2 separate regions of the Homo sapiens genome follow, and region 1 is linked to region 2. The links are chromatin loops, found by intact Hi-C in ENCODE. Cell type or tissue: B cell. All regions are shown on one strand. Links, peaks and the distances in the headings refer to the core of each region. The heading gives the core; the rest is flanking DNA.

Evidence for each region. Hi-C counts contacts between places; a loop is a spot of excess contacts. Peaks named below come from ENCODE experiments on the same cell type or tissue, not always from the same donor. Only the 100,000 strongest peaks of a DNase experiment are listed, where the experiment ranks them.
Region 1: a loop joins it to region 2, with 29 times the contacts of the local background. A loop is called at or near these places in 3 of 110 quality-filtered maps.

Annotation. Positions count from the first base shown.
Region 1 is chr1:210,291,206-210,294,118 of GRCh38, forward strand. It overlaps LINC02602 (long intergenic non-protein coding RNA 2602), which reads right to left and starts at 1,944. Exons shown (of 2, transcript NR_183451.1): 1 at 1,739-1,944. In B cell, for the core only: no CTCF peak of the experiment used is centred there; a DNase peak (open chromatin) is centred at 1,456; H3K4me3 peaks cover 871 bases; H3K27me3 peaks cover 1,607 bases.
Region 2 is chr1:210,399,011-210,401,923 of GRCh38, forward strand. It overlaps HHAT (hedgehog acyltransferase), which reads left to right. Exons shown (of 12, transcript NM_018194.6): 5 at 1,458-1,652. Among named protein-coding and RNA genes, the nearest start is that of HHAT, 72 kb to the left of the region's middle. In B cell, for the core only: CTCF peaks have their summits at 1,807 and 2,009; a DNase peak (open chromatin) is centred at 1,781.

The sequences.
Region 1 (2,913 bases), core at 241-2,740, 110 kb before region 2:
TTAGTGCCTTCTCCCCTCCTGGAGAAAAGCCATTTTCAAACCCGTTGCTTGCAATGCATTAAGTGATGAAATACAGATAACAAATTGCGCATTTGTTTGGCTTCATGCTTATTACACCCCCGGTTCTGGAAAGCATTGCACTTAGCCCCTTAATAATCCCTCTCCTGAGATCAATTACTAGGATTTATCTGGTTCCTCGAGCATAAAAGTGTTTTATTGTTTTTACTTTTGCTCCAAGTGAAGTGTGAGTGGGTAGGCCAGGTTAAAATGGACTGTCCCAGACAAGAATATGAAGCTGGGATCATTGGCCCTGCTTTTACTGTCTACCAGGTCCTCATGACCAGGAAAGGGGGGAATATTTGGAAGCCACTTCCCTGGGGAGGCACCAGGTCCAGATGTCCTCATCTCTGGCTATTTGCACGTATATAGAACACAGGTCTGCAGGTGCCTAGGAAGGTGGGTGCTGTTCCACGGGAGAAGCTGGAAAGCAGAACCAAGTTACCATCTCAGACCAAATCGTTTTTCCTCTAGAATTTCACTGTAATCCAAACCAGTTGAACATTTGAGAAGAACTGGGTACCATGAAAAGGGGTAATGGAATTAGCTTTCATGTTTTTCCAGGACTCTAAACCATATTTCCTGTCACAACTGTACATTATTAATACAAGGCATCTGTTAGCGCACAACTGCCTGAAAATGTGCACCCAAAAACCTTACATCTGGTTTCAATAATTTATTTCTGACATTTGTAGTTGGTGGTGGTGGGGAGTGGGGGGAGGATGGGAAAAAGGGGGGAATTAAAGCAAGATGTTGCCTTTAACCCATCAGAAGCTCCTGTTGGAGCCGAAAGCTGGAGTTCTTAACGTGGTTTCTGCATTAGGTAATATATTAATTTAGCAGCAAATAGCAAGACTCCGGGCCTGGTGGGTGTGGGTGCCCGCTCGCTTTTATCCTGCCTTCTCTGGCTGCAGCAATTAGCTTCCTCTTGCGAAGGGGATTAGGAGGACCACCCCCCAGCGGCGGGGGTTGGGGGGCTCTCGCAGAGCTGTCAGGTGTCATTCGGCTTACCCAGCCCCCCCACCACTCCCCGCCCCTGCAATTAACTCCCTCTCCCGCTTTGCCAGCCCCTCACCCGCACAGAGACAAAGAGGCCTGTTCCCGAGGTGTCCGACCTCCTGCCCCCTTGGCGGGCCCCGCCCGGGTTCCTCCAGCAGGAATCGCCCCAGGCGCTGGGAGCCAGAGCTGGCCGGGTCTGACACCCGCCCCAGACTTTCCACGATCAGGTTTCAGCTCGACTAACGAGGGGGAAAGAAAGAACGCGCGACTTCCGCGGGCCGGAGCCGCGCGGGGGCCCGGGGGAAACGCCGGCCTGGTCTGGGTGGGAGGGGACGCGAAGAGGCTCCGGGCTCGGCCAGTGTCTGCCCCGGGACTGGGCCCTGGGACTAGGCGGGGCACAGGTGTCCCAGGAGGGGGCGCCCTGACTTGACGCGAACGGGCCACCTGTCCCTCCCACGCCTGCGCTGCCACCCGCCCTGCTCCGCCATCGCCTCCTCCAAAGCTCCCCGGATCCTCCGAGGCGTCGTCGTCCGAGTTGTTCTGCGGGAGGAACTTCTGCTAAAGCCGGTCCTCGAGTCCCCCCCGCCTCAGGAGGGGCAGCGCCCGGATTGTCTTAAGTACAACACTTGCCAAAAGGGGCTCTTTGGGATTTGGGACTTTTTTTCCTAAGCAACAGACGTACCTTTCCAGACTCACCAACTTAGAAGCACAGGTTTTCTGTTTGTTTCATTATTAGACTTTCAAAGATCATCATGTCCCACAGCCTCCTCCTTTTCCAGATGAGGGGACTGAAAATCAGAAACATTTTGCCTTTTGCTCAAGGTCACACAGCTCAAGTTCACTGGGCGGCTGGGACTAGAGGGTCCGAATATTCTGCAGCTATGATATGAAAAAAATAAGTTTGGCTGGAGGGTGGAGGGCATCCAGGTCTGTCCTGGCCAGCCGGCGGGGAGGCTCAGCCCAGGGTTCAGATTTTCCTGGAGCCAGTCCACCAGCGGTCAGGCCACATGTGAGTAATGAAGAATTGAGTGTTGTGTACTTTAGGCTGGTCTCCCTCTTCCTGGCCCCCTTCCCCGGCCTTAACTTCCTTTTGGAGTCCCTACTGACTTCTGGGTGTCCACCATGGGCCCTGTTGGAAAAATTTCAGCTCCATCCCAGAATAAAAGGAATGAAAACCTGGGGAAAGGAGCCAAGAAGGAAAAGCCACAAATTCGCATCTGGCCGAGGCAGAGGGAGCAGCTCCAAGAGCCTGCAGAAATGCACTGTGACTGCTGTTTGCAGAGGTTCAGCTGCCAGAGGCTCGGATGCCCTCCTGGGTCCTGCTCCTGAGAAATCAGAGCAGGCAAGAGAGAAGACACATGTTCCCCACCAAATTTTTCCTGCCGCCAAGTCCTTCAGGTTTCTGCAGACCATGGGGAAGAACAAGAACTATGGAGTCAGGCAAGAGGTAGCTGGAATTCCAACTCCCCAACCCATTAGATGGGGCCTTGAGTAAGTGACTCAACCTCTCTAAGCCTCAGTTTCTTTGCCTGTTACATGAGGGGAACAACAGGACCATTATGAGGACTTATATAACGTGTACTATATAAAGCACTTAACACAGTTCTTGTACCTAGGGCTACATTGTAACTTTTGTGGGTTTTAGGCATTTTGGCCTTCGCGGCCATGAGCCCTTCATCAAAAACAAAAATTAAAAAATACAAAAATATTTTATGGCTGCATTTGTATAAAGATGAACATAATAATATTATGTAGTAAAGCATTTTTTTTTTTGAAATGGAGTCTTGCTCTGTGGCCCAGGCTGGAGTGCAGTGGCACGATCTTGGCTCACTGAAACCTCTGCCCACTGGGTTCAAG
Region 2 (2,913 bases), core at 259-2,758:
AAGAGTTAGCATCAAAGCACGGGATTTGCAATTTACACTCCACACCTGTCTTGCCCTGAAAAAAGTCTTTGTTTCCACAAGACGACCTAAGTTCAGGCACTTATCACTTTTCAATTCGGTGGTTCCTGGGATCCACATTTTAAAATGCATGCCCGTGAGACATCACATTTCCCTATGGGAATAACAACTGTATTTGTAGAGTCCTTCCTGTGTATCCACCCCATGAAGGAGATATTGTTATTATTCCAGTTTTGTTTTGTTTTTGAGATGGAGTCTTGCTCTGTTGCCCAGGCTGGAGTGCAATGGTGCGATCTCGGCTCACAGCAACCTCTGCCTCCCGAGTTCCAGGGATTCTCCTGCCTCAGCCTCCCGGGTAGTTGGGATTACAGTCACCTACCATACCTGGCTAATTTTTGTATTTTTAGTAGAGATGGGGTTTTGCCATGTTGGTCAGGCTGGTCTTGAACTCCTGACCTCAGGTGATGCACCTGCCTCGGCCTCCCAAAGTGCTGGGATATCCCAGTTTTATATATGAAGAAATGAATCCACAGAGATGGAGTCATTTGCCTCAGGTCACACAGGTAGTTATGAGACACCAGCATTTGAATTTAGGCAGTTAGACTTCAAAGCTTGAATCATTAAACCACAATGATACCTTGCGTCTCAAAGTTAAAACATTGTGGTTTTTAAGGATTTCCCCATCAGGTCTGACCAAGGTTATATCATAAAGCAAAGACATGTTAATTCATCTACTTATTCAATGTGATAACTATAAATTAGTTGATGATTAGATAAAAATCTGTGATTCTCCTAAAATGGGAATAAATGTATCAATCAGGTAGACTATGCAAAGTCCTCAATAGCTCATAAAGCAGGTAAGATGCAATTTTTCTATGACATAAATTTGACTAATCAATATGCAAAAAATCAAAAATGCAAAAAAACCCTACATATTTAAAATCTCTGGCTTAGACTTTGGAAAGTCTTTTGTGGTTTGGATGGCCCAGTTTTCTTAATAGGTCTTCCTAGAAATGTGTACTAATACTTTCTCTCACCTTCACTTCTGAAGGATGCTGTATGTGGGATGTGGTCCAGTTGGCATTTTTCCAGCTGTCTTCTGGCTTCCATTGTGTCTGTTGAAAAGTCAATCCAATATCTTATTGTTGTGTGACCCAGGGGTCTGGGTGGCTTTGGTTGAAGGCAGGAGAGTGGTTACTTGCTTCTGGGTGGAGCTGATGGGACTCTGGGGGTTAATGTGGAAAGTCCCTCTGAATCTTGTTTGTCTGTGTTGTACCAAAATTCCCAGGGCAGTGATAAGAGTTTCTTTATTGGGTAATTAAACGTGATCCTCTTACATGTAGAACCTTCAATATCACTTCCATGAGCTCACTTCTGTTTATTTTCCTCCCTCCCCTCTTCCTCCCTGTCTCTCTCTGGATGGGCCCCACCATTTGCAGCACAGACCCTGGATTCTCATGCTCTATGGGATGTGGGCCTGCTGGTGTGTGCTGGGGACCCCTGGTGTGGCTATGGTTTTGCTCCATACCACCATCTCTTTCTGCGTGGCCCAGTTCCGGTCTCAGCTCCTGACGTGGCTCTGTTCTCTCCTCCTCCTCTCCACACTGAGGCTGCAGGGTGTGGAAGAAGTTAAGGTAAGTGTTTTCCTGTTACCATTGGGAATCCAGAGAAGGCCCCTTTGGCTTTGCCTTGATCCCAGTAGACACCTTGGTTTTCAGACAAGAGATGATTGTAGAACTGTGATGGGGCTCCCCATAGTGGCCGTACAGGGTTGCTACAAGTGAACCCTAGTGGTGCATTCTGCAATCCTATCATTCCTGGCTGTGTTTTAGCCCTGTGAGATTGCCCAGGGCTGGCCCTGTACCATCTCTCCCAGTTTAGGTGGGCATGTGGGGTGCCAGATGTCACAGGGCCAGAGGGTCAGGAACAAAGAGAGAAGAAACAAACAGATGATTTACTAAAAAACATCTGGAGAGTGCCCTACAATTTATAGGGAATGCACACATCACTCAACTCATCTGATGGCCACAATGGCCCTGTGGTGGTAAGTCAGGTCTTTTTCTTCTTCCTAGTTGATGGAACAGATTTATTTATTCATTTGTAGAGACGGAGTCTTGCTCTGTCACCCAGGGCTGAAGTGCAGTGGTGCGATCTTGGTTCACTGCAACCTCCGCCTCCTGGGTTCAAGCGATTCTCGTGCCTCAGTCAACCGAGTGGGTGGGATATAGGTACCTGCCACCATACCCAGTTAATTTTTGTATTTTTAGTAGAGATGGGGTTTCACCATGTTGGCCGGGCTGGCCTCAAACTCCTGGCTTCATGTGATCTGCCCACCTTGGCCTCCCCAAAGTGCTGGGATTACAGGTATAAGCCATTGTGCCCGGCCAGGAACATATTTATTATCTACTCATGTGACCCAGTGGAAGCTCTTTCAATTTAGGTAGTGAAAACAAAGTGTTTAGCCCCGAAGGGCACAGACCAAGCTTTCATTTCTGTAAACCCAGAGGCATTTTGACAGACTCAACCACCTATCCATTGTTGGTGCTAATAGAGGAGGACACTGGGCTCAAACCTCACTTCTTTAGGGCTTTTGTTTGCATTAGTAAAATCTTATTTTATAGGCACTTACCTTTTAGCTTTATTTTTTTTCTCAGTCACAATAACAGTGCATTTTTACTTTATGAGTGCACATCAGACTTGACCCAGAGAATTGGTGGATGACAGACAGACTGCCTTCTGAGTTGAGTTTCCTGTGCCTTGCTGAGGCGATTGCACCTATCAGCAAATTCTTCTTGTACTACATTTTCTGATTTCTGTTGTGTGTTCTCTGATCATCTCCTGGGCAGTGGCTAGCATCCCCTGGACGGCTCTGGACTATCTGTTTCTGTCTTTGGT